3 separate regions of the Homo sapiens genome follow, and all the other regions are linked to region 3. Evidence: chromatin loops called from intact Hi-C (ENCODE). Cell type or tissue: PC-3. All regions are shown on one strand. Links, peaks and the distances in the headings refer to the core of each region. The heading gives the core; the rest is flanking DNA. Region 1 has its middle 21 kb from the start of NFKBIZ. Region 2 overlaps NXPE3 (neurexophilin and PC-esterase domain family member 3). Region 3 has its middle 230 kb from the start of RDUR.

Region 1 (7,388 bases), core at 1,091-6,090, 300 kb after region 3:
TAAATGCTTTTTCAGCCCAAACAGAATCTTTGGGCCCCCTCTTTGGTAAATCCGTTTCTGTTTACATAATTTAATCTTTAAGAACACATCTTGCAAACTTTCACTTCCAACTATGATGAAACAACTGGTATAGGACTAGCTCTCCACCCATAAACAATGAAATGGAAAATAATATATGAGGCAATTGTTTTTCAGCATTGGACAACAGGAAATTAAACACTGTGATCTCTGAGAGAGGAGAAATTCATTAGGTGAGGCCCATGATTATCCTGGATCTCTGCAAGGGTACAATTTTCCAACCACAGCATAGCAAGCTAGAATCCAATCTGAGCACAGTAGTTCTGCTGAGCTGACAAGGCAGAGATAAGAGTTCAGAAGAATCTGTAGAGCAAGGCACCAAAACGAAAGGTGTTTTGGGGGTGGTGAGAAGGTGGGTCCCAGAAGTTGTATGGAAGATTCTCTATGAATTCTTGACTCAGGGCTAAGGTGCACGTGCCCATGTCAAGACTACCCGGGTCTTATAGTAAGTATAGAGAAGTGTTAGTGCAGAGACAAGTACAGAACAGCAATTGTAGACATTAAACAGTGCTGAAGAACATTGAAGTTTTGGCCAATCCAAAGTGACAAGATCTTATTATTAATTTATTAACACACCAAGCATCTGAGATACCAGAAGAGATTAGAACCATGCTTTAGAGTAAGGTCCACTCCAGGCCCACACTAACAAAATTAAAAAACAAGTCTTTTTTTTTTTTTTTTTTTTTTTTTTATGTGATGGAGTCTCACTCTTTTGCCCAGGCTGGAGTGCAATGGTGGTATCTCGGCTCACTACAACCCCTGCCACCCAGGTTCAGGCAATTATCCTGCCTCAGCCTGCCAAGTAGCTGGGATTACAGGCGCCCACCACCACACCTGGCTAATTTTTGTATTTTTAGTAGAGACAGGATTTCACCATGTTGGCCAGGCTGGTCATGGACCTCAGGTGATCCGCCCACCTCAGCCTCCCAAAGTGCTAGGATTACAGGCATGAGCCACTGTGCCCGGCCAAAACCAAGCCTTTAAAATATCTGCAGAATTGGAGGTCGAAATGTGCCAAGATAGAAGAACTTGGGAAATATATTGAGTTTTCCGGAGATGTACCCTAGCAAAGCACGAAAACTAGCCTACAGAAATGCAAGGTAATTTGCAGGTAATGAAACTGCCTAATAGAAGACAGGGTAACACTTCTCAAAAGAAGAAAACAAAATCCAGAGCCTAAAGTCTACACAATGTATTACCAACAATGTCCAGCATACAATTTAAAAATTGGTAGAAATTAAACAAAAACCAGGCAAACATGATCCACATGACCCACAGTCAAAGAGAAAATACCAGTCTCAACATTACTGAGATCTTGGGTTTAGAAGACAAGAAAGGACTTTGATTTTTTTATTTTATTTTATTTATTTTATTTTTTTTTTTTTTTGAGACCAAGTTTCGCTCTTATTGCCTAGGCTGGAGTACAATGGCGCAATCTTGGCTCACCACAACCTCCGCCTCCCAGGTTCAAGTGATTCTCCTGCCTCAGCTTCCCGAGTAGCTGGGATTACAGGCATTTGCCACCACGCCAGGCTAATTTTGTATTTTTAGTAGAGACAGGGTTTCTCTATGTTGCTCAGGCTGGTCTTGAACTCCTGACCTCAGGTGATCTGCCTGCCTCAGCCTCCCAAAGTGCTGGGATTACAGGCCTGAGACATAAGGAAGGACTTCAAAAGCAGCACCTATAAATGTGGCTCAAAGAATTAAATGATATATGTTCAAAGAATCAAAGTACTGGTTTAATGAGTGAAAAGATAGAAAATCTCAGCACAGAAATGAAATCTATAAAAAAGAGCTGTATAGAAATACTGAAACTGAAAAGTTCAATGACAAAAAGAAATCACAGTAGATCAGAGATGGTAGAAGAAAGGCAGTGAAGTTGAACACAGGAAAACAGGCCAATAGAAAATATTCAGGCTAATGGATGGAGAGAAAATAGATTCAAGAAAAATAAACAGATCCTCAGAGACCTTCAGGACAATAGACAATGGTATAAATAAGTATAATTAGAGACCCAGAAGAAGAAAATGAAAATGGGGCAAAATAATTTTTTAAGAAGTGATAAAAAGGCAAGCCACTGACTGGGAGAAATTCTTATAATACATATATCTGAAATACATTTATATCTAGAATATATATTTTAAAAAACTGTTACAACTCAATAAGGGGCTAATTATTTTAACAGACAAAAGCTTGAACAGATGCTTCACTAACAAGATATATGAATGGTAAGTAAGCACAAGAAGAGATGCTCAACGTCATTAGTCACCCCGGAAATTAAATCTATAAGATAATACTACACATGCATTAGAAGGGCTACTATTAAAAAGACTGGCAATACCAAGTTTGAGGGAAGATTGAGAAATCTCTCCCGCATTGCTATTAGAAGAGAAAAATGACACAACCACTTTAAAACAGAGTTTGGCCATTTCTTTTAAGGCTAAACATACACTTATATGAACCAGGTACTTCACTCCTAAGAATTTAAAATTAAATGAGAACATATGTCCACACAAATACTGTTCATATCAACTTTATTCAATAATAGTCCCAAACTGGAAACAATCGAAATGCCCACTAATATGTGAATGGTTAACAAATTGTGTTATTAGTGCAATGGAATTCTACTCAGCAATAGAAATATACTTTAGTGATCAATGCACCAATGTGGATTAATCTCAAAAATATCATGCAGAGGCCGGGCGCGGTAGCTCATGCCTGTAATCCCAGCACTTTGGGAGGCCAAGGCAGGTGGATCACGAGGTCAGGAGATAGAGACCATCCTAGCTAACAGGGTGAAACCCGTCTCTACTAAAAATACAAAAAAAAAAAAAAATTAGGCAGGCATGGTGGCCGGCGCCTGCAGTCCCAGCTACTCGGGAGGCTGAGGCAGAAAAATGGCGTGAACCCGGGACGCGGAGCTTGCTGTGAGCCGAGATCGCGCCACTGAACTCCAGCCTGGGCGACAGAGCGAGACTCCGTCTCAAAAAAAAAAAAAAAAAAAAAAATCATGCTGAGTGAAAGAAACCCAGAAAATAAGAAAATAGTACAGACTGTATGATTCTATTTATACGACGTTTTTGAAGAGGCAAAAACTAATCTACAATAATATAATAGAAATCAGATCAATAGCTGTGTGGAAGGAGAGATTGACTGCAAAGGGGCATGAAGGAAATTTCTGGGATGTCAAAAATGTTCTGTATCTTGACTGGGTGGTGGTTACATAGGTGTATACATTTGTTAAACTGTACACTTAAAATTTATGCATTAATTACACCTCGCAAAGTTGATTTTTAAAAGAACACTTGCATAACCCTTTAAATTAGGAGCCTTATTATCTTCATCATAATTCTTTAATGAGTCATTCAGCAATAAATTTTATAAGGAACAAGTTATTTATGAATCACACAAAGGCACCCCAAATGAATGTCTAATCATTCATTCATTTCTGTGTGCACGACTGGAGAAATAGATGCCGGTTAAACTAATAAAGCCCCTGCCCGTCATCTGTGATCCTAGGCTGCAGAAGAAACTGTAATGTAAGTTCTCATCTTGGTTCCAAGAGCTCTCGGCAACTATTTCTTGACCAGTCTCTGAAGTGAGTGTGTCTATTTATTTTAAACAAGTTGTACCATCTGAAATCGTGGCTGCTGCAGAGCTAAGGGGTTCTTTCCCTACAGCAGGGTTCCCCAACTCCAGCGCCATGAACCGGTACCAGCGATGGGCGAGCCAGCATTACCGCCTGACCTCTGCCTCCTGTCAGATCAGCCTCTGGCATTAGATTCTCACAGAACCGTGAACCCTATTGTGAACTGTGCATGCAAGGAATCTAGGTTGTGTCCTCCTTATGTGAATCTAATGCCTGATGATCTGAGGTGGAACAGTTTCATCCTGAAATCATCCACCCACCCACAGCCCATCCATGGAAAAACTGTCTTCCATGAAACTGGTCCCTGGGCCAAAAAGGTTGGAGACCGCTGCCCTACAAAATATGCCCCCCTCTCACAGTAGAGGTAAATGGCTAGAGTCTGGCAACACAGTAAGCTGATGCTACTACTGGTCAGATATGCTGTCCTAATCACCTTCTCCTGCTCCAGGACCCTTTTATAGATTCTTTTGAAAACACTGGCAATAGGGAAGCTACACTTTCCTTTCCTTGAAATTTTCCAGGCCGGGCACGGTGGCTCATGCCTGTAATCCCAGCACTTTGGGAGGCCAAGGCAGGTGGATCACGAGGTCAGGAGTTCAAGATCAGCCTGGCCAACTTGATGAAACACCATCTCTACTAAAAACTACAAAAATTAGCCGGGCATGGTGGCATGCACGTGTGGTTCCGGCTACTAGGGAGGCTGAGGCAGAAGAATTGCTTGAACCCAGGATGTGGAGGTTGCAGTGAGCCGCGATCATGTCACTGCACTCCAGCCTGAGTGACAGGGCGAGACGCCGTCTCAAAAAAAAAAAAAAAAAGAAAAAGAAAAAAAGAAATTTTCCCATCTGGAATGGGGAAGTGCTGGACAAAAGTGAGATATCATAAACTAAAGACACTGCTAGCCTGTGTAATGACCACACATCCTAAGACCAGTGCCCCCATTTATTGGAAAACCTCTCTTGCTGATTTGGAGCCTTAATTAAAATAGCAGGAAATGCATAAAATTGCACTATAAGCTCAAACCCTGTGTTATATATTGTATTAACTTTCTATTGCTGTGTAACAAATTACCCCTAAATTTAGCAGCTCAGAACACCACCCATGTGTTATCTCACAGTTCAGCAGGTCAGAGTCTGGGCGGGGTTGGCTTGACTCTGCATGAAGTAACACAACGCCAAACTCAAGGTGTCAGCAGGGCTGGGCTCTTATCTGGAGGCTCTGAGCAAGAATCTGCTTCTAAGCTTAATCAGGTTGTTGGCAGAAGTCAATTCCCTGTGGATGTAGGCCTGAGATTCCATTTTCTGTTTGGATATTTACAAAATACCTGTATTCCTTGGCTCATTGCCCCCTTGCTCCATCCTCAAAGCCAGTAATTGTGGGTTGAGTCCTTCTCAGGCTTGGAATCTCTAAGATTTCCTCTTCTGCCTCCAGCCAAAGAAAACACTCCGCTTTTAAAGGGCCCGTGTGATTAGATGAGTAGTTTCCCTATCTTAAGGTCAGCTGGTTAATAATTACTTTATTTACCTTTGCAAAATCACTTTTGCAATGTAACCTAACAGAATCACAGGAGTAACATCTGAGGCAAAGATAGCCCTAGGACCATCTTAGAATTCTGCCTACGATTCCAATGCTAGATTCTATCCAGCACCACTCACCTTCTTCGTGTCCTCAAAAATACCACTCACCCAGACATTTTAAAGTTGTATTTAAAAAGTAAATGCTGCAGTGGCACACACCTGTAATCTCAGCACTTTGGGAGGCTGAAAAGGGAGCATTGGTTGAGGCCAGGAGTCTGGCCTGGGCAATATAGTGAGACCCCCATCTTTACAACAAGAATAAATTAGCCGGGCATGGTAGTGTGCACCTGTAGTCCCAGCTACTCAGGAGGCTGAGGAGGGAGAATCACTTGACCCCGGGAGGTCAAAGCTGCAGTGAGCTATGATCATGCACTGCACTCCAGCCTGGATGATAGAGTGTGACAAAGAGAGGGGAGGGGAGAGGGAGGGAAGAAGGGGAGGGGGAGGGGGACAGGGGAGCAGAAAGAAAGGAAAGAAAGAGAAGGAAGGAAGGAAGGAGAGAGGAGAGAGAAGGGTTGGAAGAAAGGAAAAAAGGAAGCAAGGAAGAGAAAATTCAGATTCAGAGCTCACTTTCCTGATTGCAATAATTAAGTCTGGAATATGACAGAAAATACCAGATATGAAAGTTAGAGGAATTGTGTTTTAATCCCAGGAGGTCAGGGAAAGGAGCAGTCAGTAAGAGCTGGAAAAAGCTTAATAGAGAAAGTGGCACCCAAGCAGGGCTTTCTAGGATGCACAGAATTTGGGGAGGTGAGGACTTGACAAGAGACAGGAATAAACAGAGCATCAGCTGATACAGTGAAGAGACCCACCTGATAGCCCACTGGGGAAAAATGAGATGAGATTAGACAGGCAGGGTCAAGCTAAGGTCAACATAGCTTTGTAAACCAGGACAAGAGTTTGCATCTGATTCAACAGGCAGCATTGAGCCTTTGAAAAACTTTCTCTGTTTCTTTAACAGTATGCCAAGTAGTGGAAATTTTGGGATTGGTAAGAAAAGCAGGAAGATTGGAGGAAGAATAATTAGAAAGCTATTTACTGGGGACACAAGTTACTTATCTGTTAGCGACTCTTACTGACAATCTATAATGCTTGGAGTGGGCTTTAACTTATTCTAGAACAAAATATGGGGGCAAGAGGAAACAAAAATGGCAAAATGTTTATAATTGATGAAGTTTCATGATAGATGTATGTGTTCAATATACTATTCTGCCTACTTGTATGTGTGTTTGAATGTTTCCGTAATAAAAAGTCAGGTTCCTGTCTATTGTGGTAATCCAAGAATAAAGCCTTGAAAACCTAGATGTGGGTGGTGGCGGAGAAAATAGAAAAAAAAAAAATTAACAGACTTTTTTTAGCTACCCTATTAACTGATTAATAGACATTTTGACCTTGATAACAAATTTGATATAACTTTAGCTGAGGGAAGAAACAAAACTGATTGATTTATATAGATAGGGAAATAGAATAATGTCATAAAAGAAAAACTTGTCAGCTGTCTATAAATCCTGCACTTTAAATGACGTACCTCATTAGCCTGTATGATTAGAATGTGTATAGAAATTAATAACCTGTGTAAATTAAACTTCTGTCTATACATCTTCTTATTACACCACATTGGCAGGATCATGGATGGCTCACTGCAGCCCGGAACACTGGAGGCCCAAACAGTCCTCCCACCTCAGCCTCCAAGTAGCAGACACTACAGGCATGTGCCACCACACCTGGCTAAAAATTTATCTTTAAAAAAATTTTCCAGGAATATTTTGAGTAGAGGCACCATCCAAATGCTTACTTGTTTTCCCAAATGATATATTTTGAATTTTCCTTTGATATATTTTTCAAAATATATATTGGGATATATTCAAATATATCCCAAATGATATATTTTGAATTTCCTGGTGTAAGAAGTTACACCAGACAAAATTGCTATCCTGAAGACGACCAATTCTTCCATATCTGTGAGAGCCTAAAAAGGAGAATTTTTTGAAAATTTTAAAATATTCTGGAAGGAATACTTCTTGGGAGCAAAAAGAAAAGGATACCTTTTTTAAAGACAAAAGAAAAATGATATCTAATGTAAA
Region 2 (7,388 bases), core at 1,277-6,276, 360 kb after region 3:
AAACTAAGTTGACATAATAAATAAAAAGGCTGATAAAAACAATCACAAACAACTCACAACAAACCATCAGGCTTTACTTTATTAAAAGCCTTGCCCACACATGGCCATTAAAAACAGTTCCCACAAAACTATCAGCTCTCTAAATTGTAAGCAGGGTCTTTATTTCTGCTCCTTCAGGATCCCTCCTTCCTTACCTCATCCATACCCCTTCCAGAAAGAAAAGAATGCCCTTGTGAAGAAGGGGTGGGCCTCCAACCACTGGGGTTTTGTTCTGAGTCTGGAGAACAGCCCCAGAGCCAAGCAGAGAAATCAAGAAGCTAAGAATGCTGGAACTTACCCAGACTCCCTCAGGAGGAGCCAACTCCATCTCAGAGTCACACCAATGGTAGGCCCAATGGATGACACAGGGATGGCTTTGCTGCAAGGATGCAATATGGACTACCATAGGTCTGGCTGCTTCCTTCTACTCAAAGCTACTATAAACTTGGAGTTGGATGAGACAGAACTAGGGGAGAAACAACTGGAAATGCCCACCTCTATTTTACAACCCAGAATATTAGAAGGGAAAGACACCTGTGAAGTGACATGGTCCAGCTGTCTCATCTCACACATGGAGAAATGAAGCCCTAAAAAGTAAATGACTTGTCCAAAGTCATACAGCTCATCAGTGACATAAACCTCAATGAGAACCCAGTGCTTCCATGAGTACAACACAACACAGCTATTGATCAGAAACTGTCACACATCTCTCCAGGGTTTGGGTACCTCTTTAGTCCTACACAGAAATATATGTTTCCTCACCTGATAACCTTTCTTCAGGCACCTGAGTGAGTCTGCTTATTTCAAAGCTGATGTGGGAAAGAGTTACGAAACAAAAGGCACAGTACCAACCTGGAACAAATGTAGTAAGGTATTCAAACCATTGCCTGATTGTTGAGTCACCAAATAAATGCACCACTTTTCTTTGTAAGCACTCTGTAATGTTGTCAGGGTCATTAAACTGACGCATCTTAAACTTTCTGGGCCTCCACTGGTCTTTATAATAATACCCAGAAGGAAAAGTTCCTGAGCCTTGAGATAGTTCTAGACTGTTAGTTTCTGCAAAGAAAAAAGAAAAACAAATATTTTAATATTCTCCTCCAACAATAGATGAAAAATGTCCCAAGAAACAATTATGCCCATGTATTTGTTAGCCTGATAGCATGTGGGAAACATTTCCTGCTGTCAGACCTCAAATCCCAGACTTTTCTCCTGATTAAAAAAAGGTTTTCCACAGCCATAAAAAAGAATGAGTTCATGTCCTTTGCAGGGACATGGATGAAGCTGGAAGTCATCATTCTCAGCAAACTAACACAGGAACAGAAAACCAAACACCACATGTTCTCACTCATAAGTAGGAGTTGAACAATGAGAACACATGGACACAGGGAGAGGAACATCACACACCGTGGCCTGTCGGGGGGTTGGGGGGAAGGGGAGGGAGAGCATTAGGACAAATACAAGGCTTAAAACCTAGATGATGGGTTGACAGGTGCAGCAAACTACATGTATACCTATGTAATAAACCTGCACATTCTGCACATGTATCCCAGAACTTAAAAGTAAAATTAAAAAAAAAAAAGGTTTTCCTTTGTACAAAAATGGGAAGATCTGAAATGGGCATGAAGGTATTGGTGGACAGAAAGGAAAGGAGGGACTTTCAGCATTCCCTCTGCTTACATTTTTTTTGAGATGGAGTCTCACTCTTTTTGCCCAGGCTGGAGTGCAGTGGCACAATCTCGGCTCACTGCAACCTCCGCCTCCTGGGTTCAAGTGATTCTCCTGCCTCAGCCTCCCAAGTAACTGGGATTACAGGCACGCATTACCATGCCTGGCTAAGTTTTGCTTTTTTTTTTTCCGAGACAGAGTCTCGCTCTGTCGCCAGGCTGGAGTGCAGTGGCATGATCTCAGCTCACTGCAACCTCTGCCTCCTGGGTTCAAGCGATTCTCCTGCCTCAGCCTCCCGAGTAGCTGGGAGTACAGGCGTGTACCACCACACCCAGTTAATTTTTGTATTTTTAGTAGAGATAGGGTTTCATCACGTTGGCCAAGATGGTCTCAATCTCTTGACGTTGTGATCACCCACCTCGGCCTCCCAAAGTGCTGGGATTACAGGCGTGAGCCACCACGCCTGGCCAATTTTTGCACTTTTAGTACAGATGGGGTTTCACTATGTTGGCCAGGCTGATCTCAAACTTCTGATCTCAAGTGATCCGCCCGCCTCGACCTCCCAAAGTGCTAGAATTACAGGCGTGAGCCACCATGCCCAGCCTGATTACATATGTTTTTATCAAAGCCAAATATAAAGGAAGACAAAACCAAAGGAAATGTGTGGACATAAGCATTTATCCAGCATTCTCCCAGAAGAGAACAGTTTCTCACCCACATGCCTGCGAGGCAAGTAACAACTTAGACTAATACTTTACACATACAGAGTAGTATTAGTTCACTGTTTTCAGCCCATTAAAAGCAAAGTTAGAATCCATGAATCCCATCTTCAAATTTTAATTTTAATTCCAAAAAAACACCACTTAATATGGAGAACAAACTAATGGCAGACAATCTAACGGATTATTCTCCATTATACAAAAGGTTCAGAAAGTCTTTATATATAATGAACAATGCTAAAAATACATCACCAATGTGTACCTCCTGGTTGTAACCTAGTTACACTTGATAACACAAGCAAAACGACCTTTCAGAGGGAAAGTCAACATCCTTCTGCCCTAACACCTCCTGTAGAAAATGCCACACGTTACATGCTTCAAAACAGACTGTGATGGCTAATATTTCTTGCAAGTTTACTCTGCCTCAGACACTATTCTGAGCAAACGTATTATCTCATATGCTCACAGTAACTCTTTGAAGTAGGTCCTATCACTATCCCTACCTTTCAGAACAGCTAAACAACTTGACCAAGGTCCCAGAGCTGAGCTAGTAAGGAGCAAAGCCAGCACCTGGCCCAAGCAAGTGAGCCCAAAGCCCATGATCTTAACCACTGTGTGCTAGATCACTTCTCAAAAACAGATGTTTATAGATGTTAACCATTTCTTTTTTTTTTTCTTGAAGGTATATATTTATTCATTTCTAACAATTATTCAAACCTACAATCTTCAAGAAACCACCAGGTTATATCATTTTCTTACACAACCTTTATCAAAGTCCAGTCATTCTATAGTCACCTATTAAGCCACAATTTGGACTCTAAATGCTTACACAACTCAGAAATTTAAATTTAAGTGACTCCCCTATTTGTGACTACTTTTAGCTTATTTGACTTGACATTATCTGTGTTACTCCAAATTATTTTGGTTTTTATCCCTCCAAAGATGATGTTCTATTTGACACAGAGTGCATATCTAATCTTTTTTTCTTCGGCATCTGCTAATTCTTTGCAGGTTCAGAGCCCAAGTAGAAAAGGAAACTGAACGCTGATTTTAAAAGCTTTATTTGGCAAATGCGATTATCAAAGAAAAATTGTCGGGGGCATGTAGGGTAAACATTTCCTAGGCTTGTTCAAAAATAATTTCTCAACATGTTATCAAGTGTAGCTTTAATATGTTACTGCACCTTGTGCAAAGCTCCCTCATTATATCAGTACATCGAGGCTGCATAGTTAGAGAGCTCCAGAGACGACACCTAGGGCCCACAGAAAACATTTACTAGAATGAGAATTAAAAGTTATTTTGATGTTACAATTTTTTACCACTGTTAATTCGGTAGACTCGGTTATTCTGTGTCAAATATGTGTTATAAAGAAAAGTATATGTCACACAGGAAACAATTACCATTTCCATTCAAATGTTAATTATATTTACTACCAGAGCTAAGGAAAGCAAATCAATTACTAAATCTGACATTAATTCTTTAAACATGCTGCATGCTACATGAGAAAAAAATCATATTTTTTAAATGAAATGCACATACCTATGTTGCCCCCTTATGGTCAACTGGGACAAAAACATTTCCTGACAATTTTAATATGATTTTTAAGAAGTCTGTGGCTGTTTAAATGGTGTTTCTTGGAACTCACAATGCAGTTCATGTAAGATAACTGAGATATGAAAGTCTCCTAAATAGATAATATAACCCCTAATGTACTATTCACATGGAATAAAAATAATTAAAACAAAAAATAAAAATGAGTTATTACTCAACTTTATGGTTATCTTGAAAATTGCTGGTGAAGGAAGAAGTTTAAACAGAGGTGGTTGTAAAAGCAGATATGAAGATTTGGGCAAAACCAGAAGGGATATTTTTTATTATTTGAAAGTAATGTCCCTGCATCTCTAAAATTTCTTGGCTTCTCTTTAAAGCCCATGGTTTGCATTTTCCTCCAAAGGGTGTCACGCCATGTAATCCATTAGCCATAATGAGGGCTGTCTGGGCCAAAGATGGAACAAAACGAAAGAGAAAAAGGCAGAGAGATAAATTTCCCTAAATCATCCAGAAAGAGTTGGACGAAAAGGACACAACGTGAATTGAGGTGGGGCGGGGCAGGGAGGGCTGCGGGGTGAGATGTGCAGCAAACCTGTCCATTAATTTTATGGTATGGAATTGTCTGCAGAATTAAGAACAGTAAAAGGCAGGACAAAGGGGAGTACACAGTTTATAAGGGGGAAAACAAGACAGAAGAAATGGGATCAACCAATTCCCTGCACCAGAGACTGCCATGAGCATAGGAAGCTTGGGATAAGGTCAGTAGGGAGGGACAGCCCTCAGCAGGATGAGGAATGAGGATAGTGTATATTGAGCTGGTTAGGAACACTCTGTCAAGTGCTGGGAATATGAGAAGGGCCCAGCTACACAGTAATTGTAATGGCTTGAGTTTGAGTTTACTCCTTGAATTCCCCCTATGAAACCTTGGAAATTTAATTTTCTTTCCTATATATTTTAGTCCCCTAAAACCTCTGCAGTTTACAGAGGTAAGCTAAGAATGCTATATAGATAGAAATTCTATAAATTCATAGACTGTTGAATGGGACCTTAGAGAGTAGCTAGTCCAAATATCTTTTTTTTTTTTTTTTTTTTTTTTTTTTTTTGAGACGGAGTCTCACTCTGTCACCCAGACTGGAGTGCAGTGGCGCAATCTCGGCTCACTGCAACCTCCGCCTCCCGGGTTCACGCCATTCTCCTGCCTCAGCCTCCTGAGTAGCTGGGACTACAGGCGCCTGCCACCACGCCCGGCTAGTTTTTTGCATTTTTAGTAGAGATGGGGTTTCACCGTGTTAGCCAGAATGGTCTCATCTCCTGACCTCATGACCCACCCGCCTCGGCCTCCCAAAGTCCTGGGATTACAGGCATGAGCCACTGCGCCCGGCCGTCGAAATACCTTTTAAAGATGAAGAAAGCAAGTCACAGAGTGACTTGGCAAAGTTTCTCAATAAGCGTAGAGGCAGGTAGTGGTAGAGGTGGTACCACTTACAAAGAAATACATTTTGCTGATATATTGAGGAGGCTTCCTTCCCTCAAATGCTATCAGTTAGTAGTTTTATATGCAGAACATGGGCCCTTTGATTTTCCCGGTTAACGAAATTAAAGATATTCTGTATCAAATTATTCTTTCCAGTAATTGGAAAGTAGTTGTCTTTAAAATAGCTTTGTCCCTTTGACATCTGCATCCAGATAATTAAATTTTTTAAAAATAAAATAGCTTTGTCCCATTTGTTATAACATTTATCTGCCATTTTCTAGAAATCAACATCAGATGAGGTCTCATCCACAAAATGACTAGTTTCGTTTTTACTGCATAACATGAAACACTATCATTCACTTCATCATTTGTATACTAGAAGGTTGATAAATTTCACTACTGCAGGCCAGGTACAGTGGTGGCTCACACCTGTAATCCCAACACTTTAGGAAGCCAAGGCAGGCGGATCACTTGAGGTCAGGAGTTTCAGACCAGGCTGGCCAACATACAAAACCACATCTTTACTAAAAATACAAAAATTAGCCAGGCATGGTGGCATTGTGCCTGCAATGGTAGCTACTTGGGAAGCTGAGGCAGAAGAATTGCTTGAACCCAGGAGGCAGAAGTTTTAATGAGCCGAGATCACACTACTGCACTCCAGCCTGGGCGACAGAGCGAGACACCTTCTCAAAAAAAAAAAAAAAAAAAAAAAATTAACTACTGCAGGCAAACCAAAGCATCAAGACATCATTGGCCATACCTCCTAAACATGGTTAAGGGGCAGTAGGGAAAATGCTAGATGAAGAGTCACGGGACCTACTCTAAGTCTGACTCCACATTTCCAACTCTTGAGACTTCAGAAATCATTTAAATTTTCATCTTATTCCCTAACTATACCCTCAGAGTCTAACAAAGAAGGACTCAAAACGATGACACAATAAGTGAAATCTCTGGACTTTGGTCACATCATCTATAAAATGGGTCAACTACTAGTTATTTTGAAGGGTTATTGTGAAAATTCAATACTGTAATAGTGTGAATAGTAAAGCGCATGCTAGGGTCCTGGAAACATCCTATATGTTCTAAATGTTCAATAACTTGATCTAGATGGTAGTTATTTTATTAGTTTTCTATTGCTGTGTAACACATCACCACAAACTTAGTAGCTTAAAAACAAGAGACATTTATTAACCCACAGACCTGCAGGTCAGGAGTTTGGGACATCGCATAACTCTGTTCTCTCCTCAGAGTCTCACAAGTTGAATCAGGCTATTATCAGGGCTGTGTTCTCTGGAGAAAAGCCTTCAAAAAGGTCATTCAAGGCCGGGCGCGTGGCTCACGCATGTAATCCCAGCACTTTGGGAGGGCAAGGTGGGTAGATCGCTTGAGCTCAGGAGTTCGAGACCAGCCTGGCCAACACAGTGAAAACCCCGTCTCTACTAAAAACAGAAAAATTAGCCAGGTGTGGCTGTAATCCCAGGTACTTGGGAGGCTGAGGCACGAGAATCGCTTGAACACAGGAGGCAGAGGTTTGCAGTGAGCCAGGATCGCACCACTGCACTCCAGCCTGGGCAACAGAGCAAGACTCTGTCTCAAAAACAAACAAACAAAAAAAAACAACAAAAAAAGTTCATTCAAGTTGCTGCCAGAATTCAGTTACTTGTGGTTGTAAGACTGAGTTTCCCATTTCCTTGATGGTTATCAGCCAGGAGATGCTCTCCAGCTACTAGAAGTTGCCTATATTCCTAGCCATGTGGCCCCCTTCATCTTTAAAACCAACAACAAAGAATCTCCCTCACATGGAATCCTTCTTACACTTTGAATTTCTTCAGGAAGAACATGGCCCCTGTTAAGGGCTTATCTGATCTAAGGTCAGGTCTACCTAGGATAATGCCACTCTCTTAAAGTCAACTTTGTCATATAACATAATCAAATC
Region 3 (7,388 bases), core at 1,423-6,422:
TCCTGTCTCCAGATATTCTCAAAGGTTCCACCATGCAGAATACTAGAGCAGTCAGTGCTAGGTTCTATGGGGAGAAGCAACTCAACTTTTCTCAGCTGTGGTTCTAGATTGGAGATAAAGGAGAAGAAAGCAGAGAAAAGGGTGATTAGTAACTAAGAGGTGTGACAAAAAGGAAATCCAGAGGACTCCTCAAAAGAAGCTGGAACATTTATTTTTTATAATTTTAAGTGTATATGGTTATATATAAATTAGAACTGGATAAAGGGATACAGTATGCTAGGTATTCAACACAAGGAACTGACACAGAAGATAGAATTTTTTTTATTTTTATTTTTTTGAGACAGAGTCTCTCTCTGTCGCCAAGCTGGAGTGCAGTGGCACGATCTTGGCTCACTGCAACCTCTGCCTCCCAGGTTCAAGCGATTCTCCTGCCTCAGCCTCCCGAGTAGCTGGGACTACAGTTGCATGCCACCACATCCAGCTAATTTTTGTATTTTTAGTAGAGATGGGGTTTTACCATGTTGGCCGGGATTGTCTCGATCTCTTGACCTCGTGATCTGCCAGCCTTGGCCTCCCAAAGTGCTGGGATTACAGGCGTGAGCCACCACACCCGGCCGATAGAAAGAAATTATTTAGGCAGATAGTGAGGGTAAAGGAGTCCTGGGCAAGGCTTCCCTTTTAACAAAAAGCAGCCCCAAAATCATTTCTTTTCTAACAAAGAGCAGCCTGAAAAATTGAGCTGCAGACATAGATAAGCAAGCTGAAAGCTGGCATGGGTAAATGCTGGCAGCCATGCCAATAGAAAAGGGCTAACTGGAAGCCACGTATGTTCAACATGGAGGTGCCATCTTCCATTTTCTCTGTCACCACATGTACAGTAAAGAACCAGGCAACATGGCACCCGCCAGGTAAAGAACCCATCAGCATGATAAAAGGTTAGGGTGGGGCGGCCAGTTTTATCACATGCTTTACAAATGGCACACCTTGTACTAACCAGTGTTTTGCACCTTATGCAAATAGCACACCTGGTCTGGCCAATTTTTTTATGCCCTATGTAAAACAGACACCGCCTCCTCAAGCTCATCTATAAAACCCATTGCATTCCACCACAGAACTGGCAACCCATTTCTCTGGGACCCCTCTCTCTGCAGCAGAGAGAGCTATTCTTTCTTTCGCCTGTTAATCTTCCACTCTTAACCTCACTTCGTGTGCCTGCGTCTTTGATTTCCTTGGCGTGAGGCAATAAACCTCAGGTATTTACCCCAGACAATGACAGCACTTCAGTAAAAGGGCAATAGGAACAACTGGCTATGCCCCTATGAGCAGAGCTTTATGTTTATGTTCCTGAGATTCTTACATGAGGATTTTGTCGTCCTGTGAATAAAAAAAAGAGGGGGGGGGGTCGTTGTTTGGTTGTTCGTTTGGTGTTTTTTTTTCTTTTTAATTTATTTTTTTATTTATATTTTTATTTTTATTTTTTTAATTTTTTTTTTTTTTTTTTTGCTATTTGCAAAGAGAAAAACTCTAAACTCTAAATATGAGCTTTATTTATTACATTCAGTGACAAAGCTTCCCAACTAATCTGGAAACTCTTTGAAACGGCCCAGTGATGTATGGATAGACACACCCATTTGTGGTAGAGGTCAAGGATATGTTCTAACCACCAAATGGGAAGTCTAGGCATTTTTGTTTCTTTTTCTATTTTTACATATGCGTTGTTTGAATTCACACCATCAACTTGAGAATACATTTTCAAGAACAATATTTTAAAAAAGCAACGACTTGTAGTATATTTTGAATTTTGAATAATATATAGCTACCAGCTTTCAATTATAAATCAATGGAAATTTTATATTTCTCATTTATTTAACACCAGAGAGAAAAGCACTTCCACATGATTAGATAAAAACCCAGTTTTTGTGCTATCAGCATAAAATGACCTTCATGTTTTTCTCCCTTTTTCAGTTCTTCTGTTATATAAAGGAAAGATTTCAACAGAAACTTATGAAAGAAGACAGATCAAAAAAAATCCCTTATTTGGAAGTTAATGTGTGATGCCAGTTCTGAGCGACTACAATGGCTTTTAAAATAACTTGCATAAGCCCAGAAGTCTATGTAACAACTTTATGAAATGATCCGGGGTAAGATAAAAGAAGCATTCAATCAAAATCTAAGAATAAAGCCAAGGTTAAATTAAGCTGTGTTTACCAGAAGTTATGAATTAATGACAAAGGTATACAATTTTATATTTAAAAGTATATATATTACTTTAAATATTTTCTTTTAAAAAAGCTTTGTTACATTGTTTGTGTTTAAATAAAGAAACTTTTTATGAAAAGAATTTAAAAGTAAGAAAATACATTAATATCAGTTTACTGAAGATTATGCCTAGTTCCAGAATGTAGTCAAGGTACCTCATCACTATCCAATAGGAGCCTAACTAGTTAAATTAAAAAGTGATTTAACCTCCTTAAAATAGGCTCTGCAAATAGAAATGCTAAACAATAATTTCAAATAACACAGCCCCTTTTAGTATTTTTAACTAGTAGTCAGAGCTGGCTAAGAAAAAGGCATACTCAGCTAACACCTGCAGCATTGGATGAGAAAATTCTATCTCATCTCAATGCTGAGGTGGACAGGTATTTGTGGAAAGTCACTGGTGAGCAGTGTAGCTCTTCACAAACATGGGCTTTTGTCTTCTTCATACTCACATATTGACTCATGGATTTTCATGTTTTTCACTCTCTTTCTCACAGTTTTACCTCTTCTCCATTCAGTCCAAACCAGCCTCTACGAATCAGCCCACCATAGTCTAGGTACCAGCCTCAGTTCTACTTACACTGTTGCTGAGACAGAGCCTAAGAGGGAACTCAGTTGGCAATGGTTGCCAAGCCAACTCCAGCAGCTACTCGGGCAAGAATTAATAGTGAAGTCTAAGCCCATGAAACCCAGGTGGGCAAAAGGTCAGGTGCAATCCTACATGATAGAAGAAGAGAGCTAAGTTTGAAGAGTTGGGGGGTAGATTTCAATATGGCCAGAGATAAGATCCAATCCTAGCAACAGTCTACTACATTTAGAGGGATGGTGACTGGGGAAAGGGTAAAAAGCAACTGGCATCCTCAAGGACTACCATCAGACTTTATTTATTATTACAAACGAATGCCTCCAGTCATGATGGACCAATGCAGGCATCAGGTTATCTGAAGTGATGCCAAAGTGTTCTTATGCTATTGCCCACATTCTATTCTTCTAAGTAGGATATATCCATAAATAACCTCTTCTGAAGAGTTATAGAACTGTCACATTGAGAAAAATACCTGGAGGTCATAATAAGAAAGATATAATTGAATCTTTGTCTTTTGTGAGTAAACATCCTGATATGGTGAACTGGAAATGATTAATGCTTTTCTTCTTTCCTTGCCAAAAGACAGCCATTTGCTTAATTGAATAGAAATAGAAAAGCCTTTTTTCCATAAATGGAATGGAACTCAACTGGCTTTCATAGGCAGAAAAAAATGAAGCTCTCATTAGATTATTTATGGAAGTAATCCAGCTTTGGAATAATAACACTCTCCTAGTGGTTTTCCATGGAACTATGGCAATAGGTAGTTACATGCAAATCAAAGCTGGTTCAAGTGAATCCTCTGAAACAGGACTCCATAGATACCACAGAAATATGAGGATGTAACAAAAGGTGAATATATACAAGTAAAAACAAGGTGACATAAAACAAAGCAATGGAAAGGTTTTGATGGGAGAAGTAGATGCAAAAAGAAGATTTCTCATTTATTTTTTGGTAGAATATGGAAACCCTAAGTCTGACTATTCTGTTATGAAGCTAGTAGCCTCTGTGCTGTCTTTCAGCCCTGCCTGCTTCCCTTTGTGGTCGTGTTTTGTTTTTACATCCATGAGAATCTAATTCAAATAGACTTCTTGCACGCAACCCTTGTTTATTTAGATTATTTTAAAATCTCTGTCAAAGGAATGAGTAATTGAATTAATGTGTAACGTGAATACTATTTACCCTTTTTCCACCTTCTGCCTTCTGTCAGCTTAATGTCCTCCCATTCATTTTTTGCTTTCCAGAAGTTGAGGGAAATACCAATCATATGTGGGGAATTCTATTTTGGTACATAATAAGGGAATTTTCTTGATTGTTCATGTTCTGTGCACTCTAGGTTTTTTGGTGCTTTTTGTATCTTCCATAATCATTGAAAACTCCCCCAAAAAGCATAGGTTATTTTACTGTTACATTTATTAATAAAATCCAACAAACTTTTCTTTATAAATCCATTTTTTTTCTATCTTGTGTGAGTCTGGAAGCCACAATAATGTCAATATTGTCTTAACATTAAATCTTAGTCAAAGAGGACCGTGGCTCATTTTTTATGTATGCATATTTGATATGGCTTTGTTGTTTTGGTAAACAATTCAAACAGTACAGAAAAATACAAAAGGAACATAATTGTCACCTGAAGTTCAGCCCTCAGATGTTTCCAATGTTAGCATTTCTCTGAACATATGCCCCAATGTATCTCCGTGCCTACAGACACATATGGAAATGAATATACAATTTTATATTAAGGGGATCTTTCTATTCAGACTGTTTGAAGCATGGTTTTTTCACTCGACCATATCTTGGACATGTGATTCCATGCTTATAAAATCAGAACTCCAGCCAGGCGCAGTGGCTCACATTGTAATCCTAGCACTTTGGGAGGCTGAGGTGGGCGAATCACGAGGTCAAGAGATCGAGGCCATCCTTGCCAACATGGTGAAATCCCATCTCTACTAAAGATACAAAAATTAGCTGGGCATCGTGGCAGGCACCTGTAGTCCCAGCTACTTGGGAGACTGAGGCAGGAGAATCACTTGAACCTGGAAGGTGGAGGTTGCAGTGAGCCGAGATCACGCCGCTGCACTCCAGCCTGGGCGACAGAGTGAGACTCCGTCTCTAAAATTATAATATAATATAATATAATATAATATAATATAATATAATATAATATAATATAATCCTCGCAGCTTGCAAGGCTGAGTGTAATCTGGCCGTGTCCACTTTTCATATAGCATTGGCGACTTCTCCCACCTTAGTCATCTCACTGGCCTCCTTGTCATTCCTCAAGCAAACAAAGCTTATTCCTACCTGATGGCCTTTATATTTCTGCTTCCTTCCTCCTGGAATGCTTTTCTTTCCATTTTTTCTTTGAGAGACCACCTCATGCTTGACGTTTAGATCCCAGCTGAAATGTCCTCTATTCAGAGATCTCCCACGATGACTTTATCTGAAGGGGCTACTCAGTCCCTCTACATTTAATTACCCTGAGTTATTTTCATAATAATGTTATCTCTGTCTGAAGTTATTTGATTAAGTTGTCAAATGACTGGGACATTTTTAATTGAATCATCTTAACAATAAGGAGGTTAATAAACAAACCAACTGTACTTCAAGCAAATCAAGACATTATCAGAAGCCAAGACTCAAAGAACAATGGGCATGACTTTAGAATAACTTAGGGATCCTTGACTTACATCTACAAACATAAAAGAACAACTGGAATGTCATCTAGAGCATACCAAGAATTCTCACAGTTATTGTTTATAAGTTAAAGAGTTTAAACCATCCTGGTATAGATTTCTTTATTATAATATTTATAAACTGCAAGACAGTTGTCAAAATCTAAATTTTAGGTTACATAAGCTTCCAATAAGTAAAATTATCTTTATGTTGTAAGGAAGATTAGAAGTTTAGCTTCAATGATGAGGTCCCTAAGACATAAAAATGGTAATAAAATATCTTTTCTCAAAATCTACTCATTAATAAACAATCTGGCAATGGAGTCTATAGCCAGATTTTCTGTGAGTAATTGTAAGTATAAATCATACTATCATTTGAGAAAAACATGCATCTCATCTCTAAGAGGAAAATTTTTAGAAACATTGAGAAAGAGTGACCTGGTTCAATTAACATGAATACCATGGACATTTGAAGAAAAAGGAGACTAATGATTCTAAAAATCATTTAATAAAGAGCACTTTATTTGATTTAAAATAAAAATAAAAACCACTATTTTGAGGGCTGTTTTGGTTATTTCTTAGTAATAAATTCACAGGGCTCTAGGACTCTCAGAAGCATCCTGAAAAATGTGAACACAGGCACTAAACATATACATTAAAGATTAATTAGTAGAAAACAATTCCTGTAGAATTCAGAACAAAGTGCTTATAGTTCATTTAAGTAAAAAAAAAAATGTTATTTTCCAATTTAAAGGATACTTGGAAATTAAGCATTTCTTTCTTCCCACTGAACTATATATTTTAAGACAATTTGGGATCTTCAGTTGGCCATGAATGTCTATTGAGTATGGATGTGTTTCCTCTACCCAGAACTTGAACTCATTAAGGGAGGGAAGCATTGTTAATTTCATAATTGTACAGAAAATTCCACTGTAGAAATGCCTGCTGTAACTGAAGCATTGCGTCAAGCATTCTGAAGTTGTCAAATGAAATTAAATGATGAGAATAATTTTGGAGATGGTTGTTTTGTACTTTTGGGGTGAATCAATTTTTCTGTCCTTTTATTAAGTATGTTACAAGTCTACAATGTTCTTCCCATTACTCCCCAAATACAATAATCAAAATCTCCCATTCTACTTGCACAACATTCATATCCAGTCTTTTTAGGGCTCCTTCTCCAGGTGTTTTTAAGGTTTTCAATGATTGCATGTACATGTTCCACAACTCTGTGTAGGTTGTTGGATATCCATTGTCAATTCAGGCAGCTGCTCCACAGATCTCTGCTGCTGCAGCTCTCCAAAGTCCAGGCCACAGTGTCCAGTAATACTTTACTGAAGACTGGGGCATTATAAAGGGAAATGGGGAGTCAGAGACAGAAAGCTTAAAATGGAATTAATTATTTCTCCTCCTAAAGACAATTGGTCATATCTCTTCACTGGAAGTCTCTCAACTGATCTCCATCCTCCTTAATGTTGATGCTTACTGCCAACACGTTACTTCCCATAGACAGAAGCATCCTAAAGGGACCATTACCTTTCATTGCTCCCCCTACTTAATCAACATGAAATCATAAAATGTGTAGGGATGCCACTCTGCCCACAAGAGTCAAGAGTTCCTATAATAGAACAGTTGAATTTTTCTTTATTCCTAACTTTTGCAATATAGAATGGCATTTTGGATTTACCTATGGATAACTGGAAGGGGACATTAGAGTTTTGCCCAAAAGAAAAATACAATCTTGACCCAAAGATAAATTATGGCTCTACCCTTAGAGCAACAGAGAAAACTACTAAGAGCTTTAAAATCATAATCTGGTAGTTTGAATGAATAAATTAGATCTACAATATAAAAAGATCTGGAAAATATTAAAA

What was found. Hi-C counts contacts between places; a loop is a spot of excess contacts. Peaks named below come from ENCODE experiments on the same cell type or tissue, not always from the same donor. Only the 100,000 strongest peaks of a DNase experiment are listed, where the experiment ranks them.
Region 1: it touches region 3 in a loop (4-fold over the local background); 2 of 110 quality-filtered maps call a loop at or near these places.
Region 2: it touches region 3 in a loop (5-fold over the local background); 4 of 110 quality-filtered maps call a loop at or near these places.

Annotation. Positions count from the first base shown.
Region 1 is chr3:101,866,457-101,873,844 of GRCh38, reverse strand. No RefSeq gene overlaps it. Among named protein-coding and RNA genes, the nearest start is that of NFKBIZ, 21 kb to the right of the region's middle. In PC-3, for the core only: no CTCF peak of the experiment used is centred there; a DNase peak (open chromatin) is centred at 3,544; H3K27ac peaks cover 2,188 bases.
Region 2 is chr3:101,810,505-101,817,892 of GRCh38, reverse strand. NXPE3 (neurexophilin and PC-esterase domain family member 3) reads right to left here. Exons shown (of 8, transcript NM_145037.4): 7 at 892-1,098. Among named protein-coding and RNA genes, the nearest start is that of NXPE3, 35 kb to the right of the region's middle. In PC-3, for the core only: CTCF peaks have their summits at 3,777 and 3,977 (motif pointing left); no DNase peak of the experiment used is centred there; H3K27ac peaks cover 2,684 bases.
Region 3 is chr3:102,171,132-102,178,519 of GRCh38, reverse strand. No RefSeq gene overlaps it. Among named protein-coding and RNA genes, the nearest start is that of RDUR, 230 kb to the right of the region's middle. In PC-3, for the core only: no CTCF peak of the experiment used is centred there; a DNase peak (open chromatin) is centred at 4,019; H3K4me3 peaks cover 291 bases; H3K27ac peaks cover 4,266 bases.